Regions from separate parts of the Homo sapiens genome. Here region 1 is linked to region 2. The links are chromatin loops, found by intact Hi-C in ENCODE. Cell type or tissue: heart right ventricle. All regions are shown on one strand. Links, peaks and the distances in the headings refer to the core of each region. The heading gives the core; the rest is flanking DNA.

The links. A loop is a pair of places that touch in the nucleus more often than their neighbours do. Peaks named below come from ENCODE experiments on the same cell type or tissue, not always from the same donor. Only the 100,000 strongest peaks of a DNase experiment are listed, where the experiment ranks them.
Region 1: it touches region 2 in a loop (2.3-fold over the local background); 4 of 110 quality-filtered maps call a loop at or near these places.

Annotation. Positions count from the first base shown.
Region 1 is chr10:44,983,969-44,995,486 of GRCh38, forward strand. It overlaps RASSF4 (Ras association domain family member 4), which reads left to right. Exons shown (of 11, transcript NM_032023.4): 5 at 54-145; 6 at 845-1,002; 7 at 5,306-5,407; 8 at 5,702-5,753; 9 at 6,980-7,101; 10 at 7,937-8,034; 11 at 9,301-11,518. The coding sequence ends at 9,361. It overlaps LOC124902530, which reads left to right and starts at 10,068. Exons shown (of 3, transcript XM_047426129.1): 1 at 10,068-10,203; 2 at 10,837-10,973. The coding sequence starts at 10,068. It overlaps ZNF22-AS1 (ZNF22 antisense RNA 1), which reads right to left. Exons shown (of 4, transcript NR_126421.2): 4 at 9,964-10,238. RefSeq lists enhancers at 1-434, 7,034-7,725, 7,755-8,256, 8,257-8,756. In heart right ventricle, for the core only: a CTCF peak has its summit at 6,605 (motif pointing left); DNase peaks (open chromatin) are centred at 6,143, 6,593, 7,803, 8,293 and 4 weaker places; H3K27ac peaks cover 7,613 bases.
Region 2 is chr10:44,874,245-44,885,762 of GRCh38, forward strand. The region is part of intron 2 of TMEM72-AS1 (TMEM72 antisense RNA 1); the gene reads right to left. Among named protein-coding and RNA genes, the nearest start is that of TMEM72, 31 kb to the right of the region's middle. RefSeq lists an enhancer at 4,810-5,736. In heart right ventricle, for the core only: a CTCF peak has its summit at 4,947 (motif pointing right); DNase peaks (open chromatin) are centred at 4,617, 5,067 and 5,456; H3K4me3 peaks cover 1,519 bases; H3K27ac peaks cover 1,318 bases.

The sequences.
Region 1 (11,518 bases), core at 2,371-10,370, 110 kb after region 2:
AGCTCCCTTTCTCTGCCGGCAGCCATCTCAGCCCTGCAGTTGTCTGTTTTCAGAAAGGAGCCATCGCCCCAGAACGGGAACATCACAGCCCAGGGGCCAAGCATTCAGCCAGTGCACAAGGCTGAGAGTTCCACAGACAGCTCGGGTAAGCGGAGCCCGCAAGCTGCCCAGACCCCTGCCTCATCCGGGGTAGGAGCAGAGGGGCTTGGCTCACAACCACAATCTCCGAAGGACAGCTTTGTGCCCCAGCCAACGAGGGGCTTCACCTGCTGGACCCCTACCCAGGTGCCTGCCTGTGAGGTGCTCTGCCCTCATTCTCGCTCCTTTTTATGGAAAAGTGAGCAGAGGCTTGGGAGGTGACAGTGACAGTGTGGGGGTGGCCTGAGTCCCCCGCCCTGTGTGTGCTATGGGAAACAGGAGCATCCACAGAAGGCACTGCGCTCTCCTGGCCCCTCACCTCCCTCTGCGACCTCGTCCTCACCCTCTGTACCTGCTCACTCATCCTTTTTATTCCCCTTCCTTTAGCCCTCAGTGAAGGGCCTGTTTCAGAGCAGGGGCTCAGAAGACAGGGCTGGGGCCACCAAAGACCTCCATGGGCACCCTAAGACAGAGACCAAGAGGGGTATGGCCATGTGACATTGTGACCCAGGTTACCCTGTCTGGGTCTCACCTTCCTATCTGCAAGCTGGGAATATCCAGCCTCCAGTCCAGGAATGGCCCTCACGTCCCCATCTGCCCCAGTGCACGTGACCACAGGGCTCTAGGGTGCCAGATCTCCCGACAGCAGGCAGTTGCTCTGTCAGCATCACCCACCCTGCCATTCTCTCACCCATTTCTCATGCAGGGCCCCTGGAGGAGGCAGAGGAGGCCCCCCAGCTGATGCGGACCAAGAGCGACGCCAGTTGCATGAGCCAGAGGAGGCCCAAGTGCCGCGCCCCCGGTGAGGCCCAGCGCATCCGGCGACACCGGTTCTCTATCAACGGCCACTTCTACAATCATAAGGTGATGCCCCAGCCTGGCCTCTCCCCTGGGCGCATGGGGAGCCAGGCCTGAGCACAGGCACAGCAAGCACCATGACCTGTGTGGGGGCTGCTGGCATTCCTGTGCCCTCAGGAGGAAAAACCAGGTTGCATCCACATAACAGCCCCGTTTATGACCTAAGCATTTTCCAGCACATGCTCACTGTCAGTGCATCCTCACAAGTCACACAGAATTCTGGCAAGTAAGCTGGGGATGCCCTGGGCAGACAGTAACGCTGACCGTGTCTTCAATGAGGGCGCTTTCTAGGAGGCTTCCCCCCGAACTCGATTGGTTGATCCCTGGGAACACTGTGTATCCAGCCATCACTCTCACCGAATAATTAAGCAGGGGTGTGCCCAGGGCACATGTGTCTGTGCCCCAGAGAACCTGGACGACCCCAGATTCCCAGCACACAGCCTTTTGTCCAAGGATGCATTGTACTGACCTCAGGAAAAGCTTTCTTTCCCCAAATTACATCATTCTATAAACAAACTGAACTGTAGCAGGAGAAGTTGATTGTTACTGTAAATAGAATGATTGGCTGTCTGGGCAAGGCCCTGGATGGAGCGTCTTGTGACAGGCCATATCTTTCCCTCAGCACTGGGAAATGCAAGCCGAGATTTCCAGTTGAAGCAGCTGCCCTTCTTGATAGAGGATGACTTATGGCAGGGAGGGGGCTCAGGAGGAGGGTCTCAGGGTCCGATCTGAAGGAGCAGGTGTCCCAGGTTAGGCTATCCAGGGGCCATTCAAGCCACACTTAGGGTGCCCTGGACTTTGGAATGTCTACTTTGGAATTCTGCTGGGCAAGCTGAAGGGACCCTGCTTTAATCTCAGGATCTCCCTTCCACCCCCTGCTAGGCTTGTGGTGAGTGAATGAATGACAATAGGGTTGCCTTTGCTAAATCTGGAAAAATCCAGGACTATTCCAAAGTAGAGTCTCCTGAGAGAGTAAAGGGGACCCAGGATTGAAGTTAGGCAGAGATTAACAAAGGTGTAGATTAGCCCAAGGACACATGACATGACTTGAGTATTCTTTAAATCTTGTTCCAAAAGGGGTTTAGTGTGTAATGTGTTGGGTACCCATTGTTAGCATTCAAATAAATGTTGATATGCTAGTGTAAGGAATTATTCAAAAATTTTCCAAAATATGTGCGTGGGTTTAGGTATTTTCCAGTTCTATGTTCCTTACCAAAAAAAGGGTGGGGGCAGGGATGTTTTGCTCCATGATTCAAAGTACTGAATGGTGGAGTTTAGCATTGGTACATTCGCTTCTCCTCGAAGGGTCTCATTCATCACTAAGAGGTGTGTCTGGTACATTAAACCTTATTGTAGTGATTGCCAGTGTCATAGGAACACTGAGCTCTCTGCATGTCCTGAGCACTCTGCAGCCTTTGAAATGAACAGTGAGGGTTTTCATCGCAGCCTCTCATTTCCAACTGAACCACACTATCAAGAAGAGCTACTCAGCCAGACAACATGGGGTCTCAGCCTGTCACCCAGTGAGGGCAGCTTTTCCTCCTAGTGACAGATTTGCCCTTGCAATGTGAATCCATTCTTCCAGAAAAAAGTACTGCTTTCAAGGACACAGAATAGTGTCTTAAGCATTTGGGACAGTAGCTCCCCCACCTCCTGGGTAAGGGAAGTCCCAAAGAAAAGCACTATGCAAAAAGCCCTTTCTTACCACGCTCAACATCCATACAGAACTAATGTCCTTAGAAATGAGGGGACAGATTCCTTGAGTCAGAGGCAACAATTGAAAAAATAAATAATTCCTAGCATTGAATTTCTGAGATAGTTCCAGGTTTTGTTTCTTAGAACTGTGCACCATTACTTCACTCAGTCATTTTCCAAAACTGTTCTGATTCCCAGAAATGTTGGTTTTATTTCCAGACAGGGTGAAACTTTGTAGCTGTTTCTACTGCCTGACCTATTGGATTCAAATGCGTTCTGTTAGAGAGAAACCATTTGTGGTTAGAGATAAGAAAGTAGCCAGGGGGCCTTTGTTCCTACTTGGAGTTGGTTGGTATCATCTTGAGAAAAGGCTTCGTGCAGAAGAAACACAGTGTCTTGTTAACAAGACTTTTTGTCCCTTTGAAATAGCCTAACTCCTCTGTTTCATGTTTCTTTTTTTATTTGAGATGGAGTCTCACTCTGTAGCCAGGCTGGAGTGCAGTGGCACGATCTGGGCTCACTGCAACCTCCACCTCCTAGGTTCAAGCGATTCTTCTGCTTCCTGAGTAGCTGGGACTACAGGTGCGCACCACGATGCCTGGCTAATTTTTGTATTTTTTGTAGAGACAGGGTTTCACCATATTGGCCAGACTGGTCTTGAACTCCTGACCTCGTGATCCGCCCGCCTTTGCCTACCAAAGTGCTGGGATTACAGGCGTAAGCCACTGCACCTGGCCCTCTCTTCCATATTTCTTTGGACAAGAAAGCCTAATCCTAATCCTGGCTTTCTGTATAACTCAGTCATTCTGCACCTCAACTAGAATCGAGCTGGGGGAAGCAGGTCGAGGTTGAGTCTGACTCTGGCACAGCGTGCTTCATTTTATTGTGCTTCTTGTTACTGTACCTTGCAGATTTTTGCAAATGGAAGGTTGCTGTTCAGCAACCTTCCATTTGCAAAAATGTGCACTTTTTTTTTTTTTTTTGCTGCACCTGCGGTTTCTGCAAATTGAAGGTGTGTGGCAACCTTGTGTTGAACAAGTCTATCGGTGCCGTTTTCCAACACTATGTGCTCACTTTGTGTCTCTGTGTCAGATTTTTTAGCAATAAAGTAGTTTTAATTAAGGCATGCATATTTTTTAGATGTAGTACTGTCTCACCCTTAAGAAACTACAGTATAGTATAAACATATCTTGTATATGCCCTGGGAAACCAAAACATTTGTGTGACTCACTTTATTGAGATATTCGCTTCATTGTGATGGTCTGGACCTGAACTCACAATGGCTCCCAGGTGTGCCTGGACTTATCAGAGCGGGGATACTGAATAGGTCCTTGAGCTCTCTGAGCCTTAGCTACCTCCTTGGGAAAACAGAGCTAGGATCTCAGAGGAGGAATATGCGAATCTAAACTTGAGTTTGAAAAGCAAGGAGAGGTTCACCTGCAGAGGAGTCACATTCGCTGGGAGGCACCAGCACCAGGGGGGTAACATGTAGGTTTTCAGGAATCATGGAATCCTTTGAGTCAGGGCTCTGTCTTTTCTAGGTGGGTAACTCTGAACAAGCTGGTTAACCTCCTAAAGCCTCTGATTCCTTTCTAAGAAAAGGGGACTAGTTATAGCTGCCTCAAAGGGTTGTTATGAATATTAAATCAATGATTGTATGTAAAATCTTAGCGGGTTCAATACACAGCTAGGGTTTATTGAGGACGGACCTATTATGTGTCAGGCAGAGTCCTGGTTGATTTCATATATGGTGTCTCTTAGGCAAAGGCAAGATACCTGCAAAAATATAATGTGTCCCCCCACCCCCCAGCCAAATTGTGAAGAAGCTCTGTGACTGGAGCACATGGTGCTTGTTAGGCAACCATAGTGTCATACGTGCGAGACAATGAGAAGAACTACAGATGTTATTGCACAGTCCCCAGGAAGCCTTCAGATACTTTTAGACCCGCGCTTTCAAACAGTGCTTCTCACATTGAACTGCACAGATCGCTTCGCCTTGTGTTCTACAGACGCAGACTCTGATTCAGATGGTATGGAGCAGGGTAGGGAAGGGAGCCGAGACTGTATGGATGCAGCTGGGCTAGACGTCACTTGGAGGTGCAAGGGTTTTAGAAGTCCGTTCCTGTAGGCAGCGGTGCAGACTACGGATTAGAGGGACTGAGACCAGAAGGGAACAAGCTGGGAAGCTGATATGGTGTGATCAGTGCCTCTACTAGGCACTGCTGGGAGAATGAAGAGGAGGAGACAGATTGGGTAACTTTCAGCCTTAGAATCAACAGACAACTGGTGACTTAATCAATAGAAAGAGTGATGGAGAGACTGATTCCCCCACCCTTGTGAATGACTTCCATGGCCCTGGTTCCTCGGGTCCAGAGAGCTGGCCCTTCTGGGTGTGTAGACATCTTCCTTAGGCCTCTGGAAGGAGTGCACTACTACAGCTTCCCGGAGTGTCTCCCAGGTCTGGGAACAGCTTATGTGTGCATCAGCGTGAATGGACAGGTGCAGGTGTTCCCAGATCTCAGCGTCACCTGCTGCCTTGGTCTGTTCACCGTTGTGATGTCAGTCCCTTGTCCCCTCTGGGCCTGACCTGAACTTCTCTCCCTTCCTGGTACAGACCTCCGTGTTTACTCCAGCCTATGGATCCGTGACCAATGTGAGGGTCAACAGCACCATGACAACCCTGCAGGTGCTCACCCTGCTGCTGAACAAATTTAGGGTAAGCCTGGTCAGGAGCAGCCTTGCCCCAGGATGCCAGTGGTCTGCTATTCTGTTGGGGGTGGGGTTCTGGGGAAAGCTGCCCGTGGCAGAAGCTGCCTGGGCAGAAGGTCTAGCAAGGGTCCCTCTGCTGAGCTTTGGTTTCTCGGATTTCAAGCAAGAGGAGGTTGGGAGAGGACAGGTTCCTTGCAACTTGCGTGTGTGTTACTGGGGGTGTAGTTACTGTCAGGGGACCCTCTCAGTTCTCTCCCATCTCCAAGCACCGTGATCTGACTTCCTGTGACTGCCTGTGCAGGTGGAAGATGGCCCCAGTGAGTTCGCACTCTACATCGTTCACGAGTCTGGGGGTAAGTACCTGCCCCACTTCTGGATCGTAAAAGCAAAAGGTCTCTACCTGTTCAGCAAGCCCCCTCCCCACCAACCACTGACTGTACTCCCTTCCAGATGGGCTCCGTGCTGGCTTGCCTAGTGGGCTAGGGCACACTGTGCCTCCCAGCATGAACATTTCTCCCCCACCCAAACCCAGGCACACTATGGAAGCCTTGAGGAAAAGAAAACATACTTTTGGCTTCGAATTTAAAGCACATTAAAATGTCCTTGGATTTTCTAGGTCGCTCAGTACATTAAGTTTAATTCTTTCAGGATTCTGAAGGAGAATCCCACCAAGCTATAGGAAGCCTCCCTCTCCGCCTCTTCCAGAGAAATGGATGGGTGGGTACCTAGCTCCTTGGCGCCGAGTCAGGAAGGGTGGGGTGCGTGTCGCAGTGCATCAGGCCCTGGCCCTCCCGTCTCAGCTTTCCTTTCTCCCACCCCTCAGATCTTGTTTCTCTTCAAGCTGCACCTTTGCTGAATGACACTGTAGGGGAGGAAAATTATCTTCTCTTTCTACCCATTTAGGTTCACTGGCTGGGGCCCTGTATTTAGATTAACAAAAGACAGATTAAGGAGAAGAACAAACAGAAGTTTGTTAACACTTGCATCATGCATGCCCTTTGGAATATCCAGGGATGAATGGTCAGAATTTGGGCTTAAATAGCATATTCACAAAAGAGCAGTAAGTTTTTAGAGAAGTGACAAGACAGAGGAGAAGGGCCTGAGTTTCTGGGGAGGCGAAGGGTGGGAAGGTCACCGCACGGGGAGCTGCGGGAAGGGAAGGGCTTCAGCGGGACGTGCTGTGCAGGTTCCTCTGGTGCCCTCTCCAGGCTGAGGAGGGGCTCGGGTTGTCTCTGGTGATTAACTCCATCATTGCCTAGAGAGGGACGGGGGCACACCTTGACAAATTTATGTCCTGCTTTTTGGCAAATAGGGGAGGGCAAAGAGCCTCACTTGTATCTTCTTCTTCTCAATTGCCAGCCGCTCCACTTAATCCTTATGCCAAAGTGGCAGATCTGGGGGCCCTGTTCTGCCTCCCTTCTGCATGAGCAGGAATCTCTCAGGGCAGCGCTGTTAGCGAGGTCTGTGTTCTTAGGGTTCCCTGCGCCCCTAGACGCACATTTTCTATCAGTTCCTAATCTGGAACAGACAGAGGTGATCCTAATCTCCCGTGATTTTTGTAAACCACCTTCTTTTTCAGAGCGGACAAAATTAAAAGACTGCGAGTACCCGCTGATTTCCAGAATCCTGCATGGGCCATGTGAGAAGATCGCCAGGATCTTCCTGATGGAAGCTGACTTGGGCGTGGAAGTCCCCCATGAAGTGAGTGGGGGCCAAGGCTGGGGAGGCCTGCTCTAGGGTGAGGGGTTCTTGGGTGACGGGGCCTCCCAAGGACTCCTGGCCAGAGCCCTGTCAGTTGATGTCTCCAGGAGCTCCACACTCTCCCAAAGGGCTCCCAGCCTAGCACAGGGAGGCGCCAGCCCTCCCTCTCCCATCAGTGACCGCCAGCACCAGCAGCTTAGGGGAAAGAAGAATTTGGGTCCTATAAAACCATGGCCTGTCCTTTTCCTCTAGGGAAGTAAAGTCTTTTCCTTCATTGGAATGTATTTTGTTGTCATTATGTGAGAGACCTATGCAAAGGCTTTTTAACTAGGCCCTACCTCGCACCTGTGGAAAACAGGGAGATATTTAAGTCTTACCAACAGCCTGAGTTCTGACCAGACAGTGAGTGCATTTCCAAACTCCTCTGCATAGAAGATGCTTACAGGGTTTGAACCTCAAGTAGGAGGCCTAGTGACCCCGTATCCCTCAGGCTGCTGCAATTGCATTCCATTGTTAGAAACAATGGTGCTCCCACCTCCCTACCCCCTAGCCCAGAGGGCACCCAATGTGACAATGCTGCTGTACTGAATGCTCTTCCTAATATTCAGTTTAATATTTCCTCCCAGGGATAACAGTTGCCTTTGAGATAGTAATAGGCTCCCGTCCTGGCATCTGTACACAACACAGCAGTGTGGGGGTGGGGTGGGAAAAGCGGCAGCTCCTTCTGTGGATACAAGATGTTGGCTGGATGGGCCACTATGGAAGCCTTGAGGAAAAGAAAACATACTTTTGGCTTCGAATTTAAAGCACATTAAAATGTTCTTGGATTTTCTAGGTCGCTCAGTACATTAAGTTTGAAATGCCGGTGCTGGACAGTTTTGTTGAAAAATTAAAAGAAGAGGAAGAAAGAGAAATAATCAAACTGACCATGAAGTAAGCAGCACTTAAACAGACAGTCATGGGTCCTGAACATCAGGGCAGGTCTGCAAAGCACAGCACCAGTGCCGGCTGGGAGGTCTCTCTCCTCCATGGGCACCAGTACCCTGGTACGGGAAGGCCTGCTAACCCTAGCTCCCCAGCATCACCCTCTGGCCCCCTGCTCGGTATTGCCACCACGCTGGGGTGACAGCTTGCCAAAACAGTGGGACACAGCCCCGATCACCCATCCAGTCTTGGCATCCTCACCAGCGCAGGCATGAGCTGCAGAACACCTGGCAGGAAAGTCAGGCAGGAACCCAAGTGGGCGCTGGGTCAAGCTTCTGAGTTCTGCTGGTGATGTGGCTCCAAGGAGCAGGCATGCTGAGGCAGACTTGGCCTGATTAGGGCCTTTTGTCCTAGTGGGAATTCTGAGCCTTCCCCAAAGTGGCAGATGCTGGAACTCCCAGCCTCAGCCGATGTTTTCAGGTGCAGAGGGCTAGTTCAATGAAAAGGTGAGCAGGTCTCACCTGCCAGCTCCTGGGGACACCACGCCAGGGTCCGGATGCATGAGTTAGCCAGGCTGTAGTCCCAATGACGTCTCCCCCTCAGCAAAGTGAAGTGTGGTCCAGGACTTGTGGAGGGCACCCCACCAGGGCTGGTGGGGAGGCAGCTAGGAAGGAAAGGGCAGGAGCTCACTGAGAGGGCCTGGGGTGTGTGGGGAAAGGATGGATGTTAGCCTCTGGTTGAATGACCCGTGGAAAGCCACATCCTCCACAGGCTCCTGTCTGTGCAGCCAGACCCCAAACAGGCAGAGGAGACCAAAGTCAGAGGGAATCTTCCATTCTGCAGTCAGTCCTGACCCCGTAAGATTTGAGAGCTGAAAGGGATCTGGGGGGCAACTAGTGGGTCCACTCAACGTACAGAGTGGACGCTGAGGCCCAGCACAAGGAAGGTTGCCGCATAGGTTATGGCAGAATCTGGGCTGAAACATGGGCTTCCCGATCTCTGCTCTACCGCCCTGTCCACTCCAGTGTGCTGTTGTCTGTATTAGAGTCTGCAATAGAAATGACAACACTCTGCTCTGATGCTCTGTGCAGTCCACAGCCTGGTTTGACTGCACCTCATGAGGCGCAGGCCACAGCCTTCCCCCTCCTTGGCAGAGGAGAGATGAGGCTGCTGCAGGGATCTCCTGAGCTGGCCATCTGCAGGTCCCTTGCTCTGCTGCCCACCTCCCTGCCCTGTCTGGCCTCAGTGAGTCCTCTTGGCGATGTCTCCCTCCAGGTTCCAAGCCCTGCGTCTGACGATGCTGCAGCGCCTGGAGCAGCTGGTGGAGGCCAAGTAACTGGCCAACACCTGCCTCTTCCAAAGTCCCCAGCAGTGGCAGGTGTACACTGAGCCCTGGTTGCTGGCCCCGGCCGGTCACATTGACTGATGGCCACCGCCTGACGAATCGAGTGCCTGTGTGTCTACCTCTCTGAAGCCTGAGCACCATGATTCCCACAGCCAGCTCTTGGCTCCAAGATGAGCACCCACAGGAAGCCGACCCAGGCCTGAGGGGCCAGGAACTTGCTGGGTCAGATCTGTGTGGCCAGCCCTGTCCACACCATGCCTCTCCTGCACTGGAGAGCAGTGCTGGCCCAGCCCCTGCGGCTTAGGCTTCATCTGCTTGCACATTGCCTGTCCCAGAGCCCCTGTGGGTCCACAAGCCCCTGTCCTCTTCCTTCATATGAGATTCTTGTCTGCCCTCATATCACGCTGCCCCACAGGAATGCTGCTGGGAAAAGCAGGGCCTGCCAGCAGGTATGAGATCTAGCCTGCTTTCAGCCATCACCTTGCCACAGTGTCCCCGGCTTCTAAGCCTCCAATATCACCCTGTGAGCCTCGCACAGCTCAGCCCCAACACAGAGGTGAGACCAGGAATAAGGCCACAAGTATCTCACTTTCTCTGCAGAAATCAATCTTTACTTCATCAGAGAGACCTAAAGCGATTCTTACAAGGAGCTTGCTGCAAGAAACACGGTCATTCAATCACATTGAGGAGGGTCCACATGGCATTGAGAGGGTGCTGCCCGCTCAATGCCCAGCAGCAGCTCTGGAAGGCAGTGCTCAGCCCCATCACCACTGTCCCGTGGATGCCTGTGTACCTCTTGCCTTTTCTGGGCTTGCGTTTCTCTCCTCTAGTGGGTGGGGATGACTTTCAATGACTTTCAATACTTCCCCTGAAGGAAGAATGATAAGGAGAAATGTCTGTTTTGAGGAAAGGGCTTTGAATTCCCCAGATACTGAACAATTTGTGTTTGTGACTGATGGAGAATTTCAGGAATGAATGAGAAAGCCTTTGCGAAACTATGCAACAGTTTACATCAGTCATGTGAAGTATTTGTCTAAAACAGAGCAAACTGAAGACCAAATTATTCTCCTGTTGAGGTCCGTGGATGGCAGATTTAAAGGGAAGAACCACAAAGGCTTGCAAAGATAGGAGAGGCTCCATCTCTAATGCATGTAGAAGCTCCTTACGGGTGCCCATCAAGAGCATAGCTTGGAAGCCACCATGCTGTGCGGAACTGCGTCAGGGCAAATGTCACAGCAGGATTTCCCCAACCCAGCTCCATCATCACAGACACAGAGAGCTGCAGGGGAGGCCTGCCCACTGTTTTGTCGACTCTGCCCTCCTCTGGCAGCATAGATCCTTAGGTGCTCAATAAAGGTGTGCTGTATTGAACTGAAGAAGTGAGAACCAAGCTTTTTTTTTTTTTTTTGCTTTCTGTGCATCCACCCTGACCCCCGGCTCTAACTTCTGAAACTCTTATCCTAAAGGATGTGTGGCCATGTTTGGCAGAAGAGCCACAACTCGCTGCTCTAGGAGCCGACATGACTCCTTCATTTCTGTGCATGCCCTGGGGACTAGGGTGGAGCCTGAGGAGAGGCTGCCATGGAACACGCAGGCGTCACTGGTGGGAGCCTAGAGGTGACCTGGATGATGAGCAATAGAGTCACCCCGAGTCACAGAATCTTAGCATCAGGAGGGCCCCAAGAATCTTCCAGGCCAGGGGCTCAGGTGGGATGGAAGCAGGGCCTAGGAGAGGGTACAAAACAAATCAAACAGGAGCTCCCAGGTAATTGTACTCCCAAGCTATTATTTACAATCTCAGGTGGAGGACAGCTCCTGTCCCATTGTTCAGCTGTAACTGAGTGACTGCCTTGTGCCAGGCCTGTGCTCAGCCCTGGAGGCACAAAGATGGAGCCAGTCTGTCCTGTGTCTAGGGGTCTTCTCATCAGGAGAAGAAGGCCAGACACTGGAAGGGTCAAGAGATCAGCTGAGCAACGAACCGGCAAAGCTCCTGGGAGTGAGGTGGAGGCCAAGGCAGAGTTGGCTAAGAAGTGCATGTGGCGTCACAGGCCAAGATGCACCTGCCAGCTAGGAGCAGGCCAGGTCCTGGCACACAGGAAGCCAGTGGAGCAGGAGACCCTCCCTAAGTACCAGCCTGTTTGGTTGGTT
Region 2 (11,518 bases), core at 1,463-9,462:
AAGATAAATAAATTGAAGGTCTCTAAACCTTCAGCAAAACTGTTCCAACTTGGATTAATCTGGAACTGAATGTCACATTGAATCCTGCCAAGGCTTGGCAGGGCCCCAGGTAGGAATGATTTACATTCCATCCAGAAAAGCGGCTTTGGGTCCTGGAGGAACCAGTGGTTTCAATGCAGCCCTGACCAGGATAGCTGGATGGGAGTGTTCCCCTGGGTGGGCTCAGGTGGCACAAGGGAGATGAGGGTCACCCAGTTAGAGTGCCAAAGCACTGCTCATCTCTCAGTCACTATGACTGGTAGAAATGCCACCAGTTTGTGCAATGAAACAAGTCTACATTTATTCCCTGTGAAGCTGTGATTCCTGGTGTAGCACGCACAATCCAAAGGTCAGAGTTGAGACTCAGTTCTTGCTCTGGGAGTTTGTGGACATGACCTTCAACTCGAAGCCAGAAGAACTGAGTTTAAGACCAGACTGTGCCCCCTTAAGAGCTCTGTGATCTGGGCAAGTCAAATCGCCCCTCTGACTCTTCAGTTCCTCATCAGTAAGTGAGGCTAAATTCCCATGCCTGGTGGACTCCACAGGGGACCCCTCACCAAGAGTTATTAAGGTGCAGCTTCCCCCACTGTTAATACCTACAGTTCATGCAAATCAAAGAAGACTTTAGACCCAACTTGAGTGGCTTTTATAGAGTATGTCACAAAGGCAACAATATGGCATAAAGTACTCAGCACCTTTCCCCACCTGTCAGTGGAAGCCTGGTCCTGAATTGTTTGTGGTGTTGAAGGATGCCAAGGAGGCTCACCCTGTGCTAAGGTGTCACTTCAGGGCACCAGGAGAGCTATAAGAAGAGGTAGATGGGAAGTGGTCATGAAAGAGGGCCTGCCAGAGCTTTTAGGGGAGGCCAGAAGAGGGACTGTGGCCCATGAAAGGGTGAGGAGAAGGCCATGCTGACAAGGACAGTGGCGCACATGTGTGAGGATTTTTGGAAATCTTCTGCTGTGTGTCGCACCCCTGATATGCCAGCCCTCCAAAGACTTAATTAAAGTCTTATGTTATCTTTTTTTTTTCTTTTTTTTTTTGAGACAGAGTCTCACTCTGTCACCCAGGCTGGAATGCAGTGGTGCGATCTCGGCTCACTGCAAGTTCCGCCTCCCAAGTTCACGCCATTCTCCTGCCTCAGCCTCCTGAGTAGCTGGGACTACAGGTTCCTGCCACCATGCCCGGCTAATTTTTTTTTTTTTTTTTTTGTATTTTTAGTAGAGACAGAGTTTCATCATGTTAGCCAGGATGGTCTCGATCTCCTGACCTCGTTATCCTCCTGCCTCTGCCTCCCAAAGTGCTGGGATTACAGGCGTGAGCCACTGCGCTCGGCCAATCTTATGTTATCTTAAAACACTTTTGGAGTAGAAATTACATTTCTCTTCATGCATCACAGTGCTAAGACTAGAGCTTAAGGCTGAGGCTGACAGGCCTAGATAACTTTGGGTTGCATATACTTAAATTAAGAGTCAGCACATTTTAGGATGAAGCTTCAGGTAATGATCATGAAAACAATTCCTAGCATCTCTACAGACTCCATCATTTTCGAAATGCTTTCTCACATTAATGCAATTCCATTCTATGTGTTAAGCAAAGCATAGGCTTTGCTCCCCTACAGAGCTTGGCATTTAATGCAGAGGCTACTTTTCCTAAGCAGAATAACCAAAAGAATTCCATGTCCAACTACAGCAGGATAAGGAAAGCTGTGAGGTATTTTATTAATTAGAAAATGCTGGATCCTCCTGTCTAGCTGAGGTAAGGATGAACTTTGACCTCAGAGCCTGCATATGGTAGTGTTTATGCAGAGATGTAGTCCCATATAGACAAATAAATATGGTTGTCTTTATACATATATGTGTATACACACACACACACACACACACACACACACACACATCTCACTTAGCTAGACACAGCCCCATCTTGAGGGCAGAGAGTGGTCTTGTCTTTCCAGTTCACCTCTTCCTTCCAGTATCCAGAGGTGACCAGTAAGTGTTGGTGGTGGAGAGAATGGTGCTAAGGAGAATGGGCTCATCTGTGTTACTAGACTGTTAGCGGGAAACAGAAGCCATCTGATGACAGGTCACCTATCTTTGTGACTGGGTGAATGAGTTGGGGTGGGGGCAGCTTTCGAGCTTTCATACAGCTCTAAAGACAAGGCTGGTCCACCTCTAGTCTGAGCTCCATACCAGGCTCTTGCCAGCACCTTCCTCCCCACTCGCCAGTGAATGAGGTTCTTCTCATTACTCTCCCTTCTCATACGCATGTATTTCTGACGCGTCTATACAACAGCTCTGGGCCTTGATCCACCCATATCAGCCCAGTTCGTCTACAGGTCACCCTTGTGTTTCTCACTGTGCCTGGCAAGGGCACCACAGCAGGGCTCATGGGTGTAAAGGCAACATGGTTACCAGGGGAGGGGTGCGTGAGTGTACAGGAAGGAGGACATGGAAGGCACAGGTGGTGGGCCAAGGCCTGACCTGACAGGGGAACCAGTGCAAAAGGCGGCCTTGTCCTCCTGGCCAGGACAGTGCCTAGAAGATGCCCACTGTGTGGCCAGTTCTGGTCACTCCCCTTACAGTAAGGGTACCATGAAACAAGAGGAAGAGAATCAACGGGCAGAACTAACCCCACACATTGGGCAGACCATGCATGAATTGTGGTAAGTATAAAAACACAATGGCCTCCCAGGTCTACCAAGCCAAGTCACTGCTACAGTATGGGCCAGCAGAGCAACAACCTACTGGGTCTGGGCACCCACCTCGTCTTTCCAGGCCTGCTGAGGGGGCTGGTTCCTTTCACTCCCCCTGTATCCCCCACCCTGCTCCAGCAGCACAGTGTCCAAAAGCTCGGTACCTATCAGCTCAGTCCACAACAGTGCACAGTCCGCTTCTCAGTGGAAAGACTTCTGCCCTAATCGCCCCCTCCAGCAGGGCTGGCAGGTATACGACCATCGGGGTGCTGCCCCTGTCTCCGGTCTCCAGGCTCCAGCACCCTGCACCTAGCAGGGACTGCAGGATAAATGCTCCTCACCAGCTTCTTTGTATCCAGTCCAGATTCCTTTCTCCTTCAAGGGCAGGTGGGAAGTTTGCATTTCCCAGCCTCCTTCCAAAAGTAAGGAAAAGCTAGCAATTCTCATTAATCAAGACAGCAATAAATCCAAGCAGACAGGACTTCACTCCTCTCTCACTGTGAGGTTCTACAAGTCCCTGAATTACAGCCCAAATTCCTGGGATGGAGCTTAAAAGGAAAAAACAAACTTTAAAGAAATATAGAAAGATGGCTTTGTTACTATAATTATTATGGATATCTGTTGTAAAGATAATACACACTGTGCTCATATATCTTACTTGAAGAAATCCAAAACTATGTTCACCTAAGCCACATTGAGAGCTGAATTATCATTTGTAAGAGACCAAATTCTTTTATCAAAGTAACAGGATAACTTTCAAATGTGTATTTATTTGTGGGGCTGGGCCAACAGCCAGAAAATATCTAAATGAGAACTCAGATTCATCTAAACTTGACATTTTCAGTTGATCTAATGGTTAATTTGTATTCAGTCCACTGACTCTTCAATGGCTTCTAATTAGGAGACAAGCAGAGAATTCCGAGTCCTGTGGTTTGCGATCTGGGTGCCTTATCTCTTAGATGGTTCTAGGCTATCCACATGGAATATTGGAAAGTGGGACAAATGGAGTCAGGCCTGGAAAGGAGATGAAAGGAAAGACAGTGGCATTGAGTGACTATAGTTAATGACAATGTATTGTATATTTCTTTTTTTTTTTTTTTTCTTGAGATGGAGTCTCGCTCTTTTTCCCAGGCTGGAGTGCAGTGGTGCAATCTCTGCTCACTGCAACCTCCACCTCCCAGGCTGAAGCAATTCTCCTGCCTCAGCCTCCCCAGTAGCTGGGACCACAGGTGTGCACCACCATGCCCGGCTCATTTTTATATATTTTTTTAGTAGAGATGAGGCTTCACCATGTTAGCCAGGCTGGTCTCGAACTCCTGACCTCAGGCAATCCGCCCGCCTCAGCCTCCCAAAGTGCTGGGATTATAGGCATGAACCACCACGCCAGGCCTGTATATTTCAAAATAGCTGAGAGAGGACTTTTAATGTTCCTAACATAGAGAAATGATAAATGCTCCAGGTGATGGACACCCCAATACTCTGGCCTGAACATTACATGTTACACGCATGTAACAAAATTTCACGTGTACCTCATAGATATGTACAAATATGTATCCATTTTCTTAATTTAATTTTTTTTTTTAAAGAAGGGTGTCAGAAAGCCAAAATTAGATGCTGCACAGCAAGGTTTGAGTTAAGGGCAGTGCTGGAAAACAGAACAAACCCTTGTGATCATGCCTCTCAGCCAGGTCAGGGACCCATTCCTGCAGTCAACAGCTGGGAAGGCGTGGAACCTGGGAGGGGGCAGCCTGGGGAGGGGAAAAGGCCGCTTGGAGGTGGAGGGGAGGCCTCCTCGCTCACCACCCAATGGCAGAGATGAGGCGTTGGAGGAGCAGAGAGGAAAAGTCCCTGTGCCGCAGCAGCTCTCTGCCAGTGCGCATGCGCACATGTCCGTGAAGCACCGCGCTGGGGTTGGATCCGCCTGCCTCAGCCTGGCTGAGCTGCAGGAAGATCGGTATTCAGGCAGACAGCATACGCAGTTTGGAAGAAAGCAAAGTGCTTTGCAAGTGAAGGGGAGCGGAACATGCCACCTTAAAATCTGTCACTTTGGCATAAGGATTAAGTGGAGCTGCCGGCAATTGAGAAGAAGCAGATACAAGAGAAACTCTCCGCCCTCACCTATTTACCAAAAAGCTGGACATAAATTTGTCAAGGTGTGCCCCCAACCCTCTCTACCGGGAAGGATGGAGTTAATCACCAGACACAACCCGAGCCCCTCCTCAGCCTGGAGAGGGCACCAGAGGAATCTGCACAGCACGTCCTGGTCCCACTGAAGCCCTTCCCTTCCCTCAGCTCCCCGTAGGGTGGCCTTCCCGCCCTGCGCCTCCCCAGAAACTCAAGCCCTTCTCCTCTGTCTTGTCACTTCTCTAAACAAGCATTCTCTTGTGAGGTGCTATGAAAGCTCGAGCTCTGGCCGCCCCTTGGAGTTACTCACTGCGGACGTTCCCATGGGTGTGCGTGATGCACGTGGTAATAAACTCGTGTCTGTTTTTCTCTCGTTAATCTGCCTTTGTCAGTCTCTTTCAGAGCCCCAGCCAGAGAACCTAGAGGGGTAGAGGAAAGAAGATTTTCTCCTCCCTACAGAATCAGACAGGCCTGCACTCGAATCCCAGGCATGCCGGGTGCTCGCTGGGTGCTGCTGGTGGAGCCCCTTCTTCCCTGTGTCCGACTGTCCTCATTGGCAAGGCGAAGGCAGCAACACCGCCTGGAAACGAGCCGGCTCTCCACAGTCTCAGCTGTTTGCATCCTCCCTCGTCCCTGTCACTCCCTATGTCTGAGGGTGTCCCGGGGACGCTGCTGCCCTGTGGGCACCTGGGACAGTTCTGCCTCATTCCCCCCACTCCTCATGTCCAGGGTTGCTCTAGGGGGCGTCCTTAGAGAATCTTTTCCCGTCCACACCCGAGCCCTCAAATTCCCCAGGCGAAGCTTCCTCAGCTCAAGGGATTTCCCCAGGACTACCTCCCACCCAGAACCCCTTCCCACCCTCCACTTTAGACTTTCTCATGCCTGCTGGGTTTCCTGGGGTCTAGCCACGACCTCAAATCTAAAGTCTCCCCTTTTCTCCATTTTACTCCCTTCTTTCTTTCCTCCCTCCCTCTCTCTTTTCCTTCTTTCCTTTTTTATTTACCTTACTTCCCCTCCAACCCGGCCTTCCCTCTCCCAGTTGAACACTCACTCATGAGCAGGACCTTCCTAGCTCTGATTGTGTCTTACTAGCAAAGACCCTGTCCATTGCCTGGTTCTCCTCTCAAATCCTTTGCCCTGGATCCTGGGAGGTCATACCCTGGGGCAGGCTCCACCTCCTTACCTCCGGACACTGTCACAGTTGGCAACTCTAGTGGACACCTGGTGTGACACAGCGAAGTGGGGGAGATGGGTTCGTCTTTTCCAGGGAGCCCCTCACGCCTGCCAGCTCCAGGCCTGGCTCGCCAGCCCTCTGCAAATCCACCGGCAAACTCACACACTCCGGTGCACTCCCATCGCTCACGTTACCAGAATAGGTTCCTAAGACTGGGAGTGAGAGAGGGCAAGGCACCCAGGGCCACGTGGAGCGGGGATGCCACAGCGGGGGACCCGTCCGAGATAGTTTCAATGGTCATGGTAAGAAACGATCAGTGCCTGAGGCGTGGCAAGAGTGAAGAGAAGGGAGGGATGAGAGCTGGGAGGAAGGAGAGGCCACTGGAAGGCAGGTGTGTGGATAAGCTCAGCAGCAGGCTCTGATCAGGGTGTTGGGTTAGAGGTGGGGGTCTAATAAAGGGAAGAGCTGTTGATGGGGGAGATGGTGGGGTCCCTTTTGGGCAGGGAAGGACAGACATGCCTGTGGGACACCTGGGTGAGGACATCAGGAGGTAGGGGATGGTGTCGTTCTGGAAATCACTCCAAATGTACCCCAAGAACAGAAGATTTCCCAAGGGTGCTAAGGAAACCTTCCTGCTTGGTCTCCTGGTAGAGAGCAGGTGTCTAATGGGGAAATCGGGGATGAGGCTAGACGAGGAGTCAGGGTGAGGTGGGCGGAAAGCCCAGAGCCGTGATCTAAAGACCTGGCTCCAGCTAGGCCCCCCACCTCCCTTGTGTCCTCAAAAGCAAGCCACAGATGCTCAAGCCTCAGTCTGCCTGTCTGCAGAAGGTGGGAAGAGCTCCTCCCTCACACCTCTATCTGGGGGAATGAGGAACCGGGAGGCCTGACAGACCATGGGTTCTGAAGGCAAGGCAGGCCTTAGGATAGAAGGGACAGCTTCAGACCAGGGTGGAGGCTCCCGGATGAAGAGGAGGAAGCTGAAGTTTCAAGACATGGGGCATTGTCATATCATTTTATTCAGCGTAGCTGCCTTAAGCAGCCAGACCAGTCCATCCCGGAACATGGGACAGGCTTCTTTCTCTTCTTAATCACATGTGACAGCTTCACTGGACACTTGCTGTAGCCTCTGAGTCCTTGTGGACCTGCTCCTTTCCTCTTAAGCAATTCAGACTTAAATCCCAGCTGAGGAAAGTCTCATGAGAGGCAGGTGTGCTCTGGGCCCTGGGACCCGGAAGGTCATAGGATGCGGCAAGGACTCACTGATGGGTTGGGGATGTTTCCTTCCAAGGCTGGCAGGCTGAGACATGCCCTGTCTGGGTGACCATGCAGCTCCCAGGCCCAAGTGTGACCAGGGGAGTCTGCAGAAAGCACAGAACATGCAAAACAGAGCATCACCTGCTCCTTCAGCCACTGGAAAACAGTGCCATCAGCGAGACCAAGATGAGCTGCCCATGCTCCAGGTGCACAGAAGGCCAGATTGAACGCCATCAGCCCAGAATAGTAGTGTTTGGTGTTCACACCTTTTCAGAGCTCCAGCGAAGACCAGAGGAAGTGGAAGTGCGTGATTCAGGGCCACCCTTCACATCCCCCACAAGGGCAAAGGGGAAGTGGTCTTTGGTGATAAGGGACCAACAAAAACCAGAGCTGCCGACACACACTGGAAATCTGGCACCAGAAAAGACCCCCGAATCCAGTCATCGTCTGGACAGTGAGAGTATGCCCAGCCACCTGGATCCAATGGTGGACAGCACTTGCAGTCAGAGCCCCCAGTTCACACTGCACATGCCCCCTCGCTTCACCTCCAACCTTAGAGAGAGAGCTCACTTCACGGACCCAGGCTCCATGCCCTTGTCCCTCAGGGCTGTGGCTGACATCAAGCACTGACAGGTGTTGGCCCGTGGTCAGTGCTCAGTAACTTGCAGTTTTTTCTTTTCCTAAGGCATCACTGCTCTCTTCCTGTCCTCTCTTTCTAGAGGCAAGGCTTCTCCACAACCTTCACCCAGCACAGCAACAAAGGCCCAAGGGAGCAGGTTCCCCCTCCCCTGCCTGTGGCCAGCCAACAACTTTACCTCTCCAGGCTCAGCTTTCCACCTGCCCATGAGTGGTGAAACAGACAATGTGTGCAGCTGCTTCTTTCAAAAATCTTCGGACTGCCTGTCCCACACTGCACAGCTCTCTAGCAATAGATGCTCACGTTCCCGTGTGGTCTCAATGCCCAGGAATTCCCTGGCTGCTTTCCTGGGCAGGTGACCCTGAGCAGCTCAGTATTCTGGCTGAGACACCTCGTGACAAATTTGGCTTCAGACTCTAACCTGCAGCAGACTCCAAGCTCAACAACTCAGTATGAGAGAGGAAGTCCTAGACATTCTGGGAAAACATCATTTCTGGAAAAATTCAGACTAGCAAGTGGTCTAAATAACGATAATGGATATGCTTATTATGTACAAATAATGAGAGACCAGAATTGTGATAGGGTCCCTCTCTTCCTGTTACCAGTATTTTCAAATGCACAAAACATCATAAAATGCATAAAACGCCTCTAAGCAACACTCCACTGCCATTTAGTCTCCCTCACTGATGCCATTTACATATCCATTAAAGGGTTCTTACACGACTTCTCCACGCCACTTTCCTCTGCTCACACGGGTGGTTTATGCTTTCTGCCTGCCCTCCTGGGCTCTGTGACATAGTCAGGAATGCAGTCTTTGTAAGAGTCTGTGCTGAGAAGATTGGTAAATTGCGTCTGGCAAATCCACGGAGATGCCTGCTCACACCCTGATTCTGTTGTTTTCACTGGAGCATCACACATGCCCCAGGCCTCCGAGGAGGTCTTTCTCACCACTCTTCTGTCCCAACACAAGCAGGTCCTGTCATTCAAAGGGCAGCTCAGAAAACAACGGGCACAGAAAAAAATGGACAGTGGAAGGGTGCTAAGAATGAGCCCATGTGGTTTTCATAACGCCATTACATCTTTCCAATACCAATTCTCTGACACCAACTGCATGTCAAACAATTCAATTCCATTCTGACACTGAACACCTAGAGTTACTCAGCCCCCACAGGGTGAGGCTCCATCCCACAAGACTGCCCCCATTCAGACCCAACTGCAAATGCAATCCCCAGGACACCCACACTTCTGCCTGGCCAACTACAAATTTGGGGGTGCCCATGACTCCCCCTTAGGTTTAACAATGCACTTGAATGACTCACAGGACTCAGGAGGACACTCTTCATAATTACAGTCATATTCTAAAGACACAAATGAATGGAAGGGGGCACCGGGCAGGCTGGATGGGGAGTCAGTGCACGGAGCTCTCACACCCTCTCTGGGTGCACCTACGTGTCCCCCAGCCCTGAAGCTCCATTAGCCTCCTGCTTCCGATATTTTACTGAAGTTTTGTTATGTAGGCATCATGATTAAATCATCAGCCATTGGTGACTGCACTCCATCTCCAGATCCTCCTCCTTCCCGGAAGGTCAGCAGACAGGCTGCAAGTTCCCACCCTCTAATCCTGTGGCCAGTCCCTCTGGCAACCAGCTCCATCCTGAGGCTGTCTCGGGGCCTGCCAGGCATTGCCTCCTTGGAATAAACTTGGGTATAGTCAAAGGGGCTCATTATGAAAAACAAAAGAAAACATTCCTGTCACTCAGGAAATTCCAAGAGTTTTAGGAGCTCTCTGCCAGATCTAGGTTCAAAGACCAAATATATATTTCTCATTTTGCCACGCAGGCAGAGCTGGGTTCACCTGGCTGACTCTCAAGGCATTGGCTCTCAGTGAGCATCAGGGTCCTGCAGGGGCGCCCCCACATCAGAGCACAGCTCCTAGTTTCTGTCAAGCTAAATGTCCATCAGCCCTGTGACTCAGCAATCCCACTTGTGCGTATTCACCCCTGAAGAAATACGAGCCTGTGTCTACAAAAGAGAACTGTACCTGAATGTTTGCAGCAATTTTCTTCATAACAGCCAAAAAAGTCCTAGAAACAATGGGTGAATGGCTAAATGAATTGTGGTCTAATAAAAGGAAATGAACTACTGGTATGAAAACCTGAATGTGTGAATCTGATCCAGCAATCCCACTCCTGGGTATCTAACCAGAGGAAAAGAAGTCATTATTTGAAAAAGATACTTGCACATGCATGTTTATAGCAGCACAATTCACAAAAGCAAAATCATGGAATCAAACCAAATGCCCATCAATCAACAAGTGGATAAGGAATCTCTGGCATATATATATGATGGAATACTACTCAGACATAAAAAGGAATGAATTAACAGCATTTGCAATGACCTAGATGAGATTAGATACTATTATTCTAAGTGAAGTAACTCAGGAATGAAAACCCAAACATCATATGTTCTCACTGATATGTGGGAGCTAAGCTATTAGGTCGCAAAGGCATAAGAAATGATACAATGGAATTTGGGGACTTGGGGGGAAGAGTAGGAGACGGGCGAGGGATAAAAGAAAACAGATATGGTGCAGCGTATGCTACTCAGGTGATGGGCGCACCAGGTTCTTACAAATCTCCACTAAAGAACTTACTCATGTAACCAAATACCACCTGTACCCCAATAACTTATGGAAAAATAAAATTTAAAAAAAGAACTCAGTACATATTTGAAGATTTAAAAAAATTAAGAAGCCAGACACAAAAAGGTACATATTTTATGGTTCCTTTTATACTACATCTAGAATCATCAAAATGAATCCACAGAGACTGAAATAAAGTATGGTTGTTGGTGGCCAATTGGAAAGGGGTAGAAAGGGGCTTCTTAGAGGCTGACAATGTTTCACATTTTGTTTTGAGTGTAGTTAAACAGGTATAAATGATTATCAAAATTCTGCAAACTGAAGGCTTAAATCACGCGTGTTACTGTGTCAAAAGACAAAATTACAACAGATATAAAGATCTCAATTGGCTTTACTTACGATTCTAGAATCAAGCAACACTTCATTCTATACAACAGAATAAGTGTTCCCATGAGCTGGGCGAGGAAGTTGGTTTTGTAGACAGAGAAAGGGCTGAAAAAAGCAAAAAGAAAGAACAAAAAGCACATTGTTCATTTCAACATTACTTTTCTTATAAGATGGGACCCGGACAGAATAACAGAAAAATAACAGATTGATTAACACCAGGTTGCTTCAGGTTACTCTTTTATAAGGATTGAGGGCATGAACTTCATCATTACGCCAACTGAACATTGAAAGCGAACCTGTGTGGGAAATGTGGATGTTATCTCATCTGATTTCTCAGCCCAGATAATTACTCAGTTTCAGTTTTCTGAGCATGGCTGACTCCATTTTGATTTTTAGTCTGGCCTGTTGGGGCCTAATGCAGTTTAGTTCAAAACAATGGCCTCCTATAATTTTTGTTTAACAATCGTGTGTTGTATGTACCTCAATTTTTTAAAAGCCCTCTCAGTGGGGATCATGGGTCTAGGAACCATATGGAGGTCTGTGACTCAGTGGGAAGGGGTGGCCCTG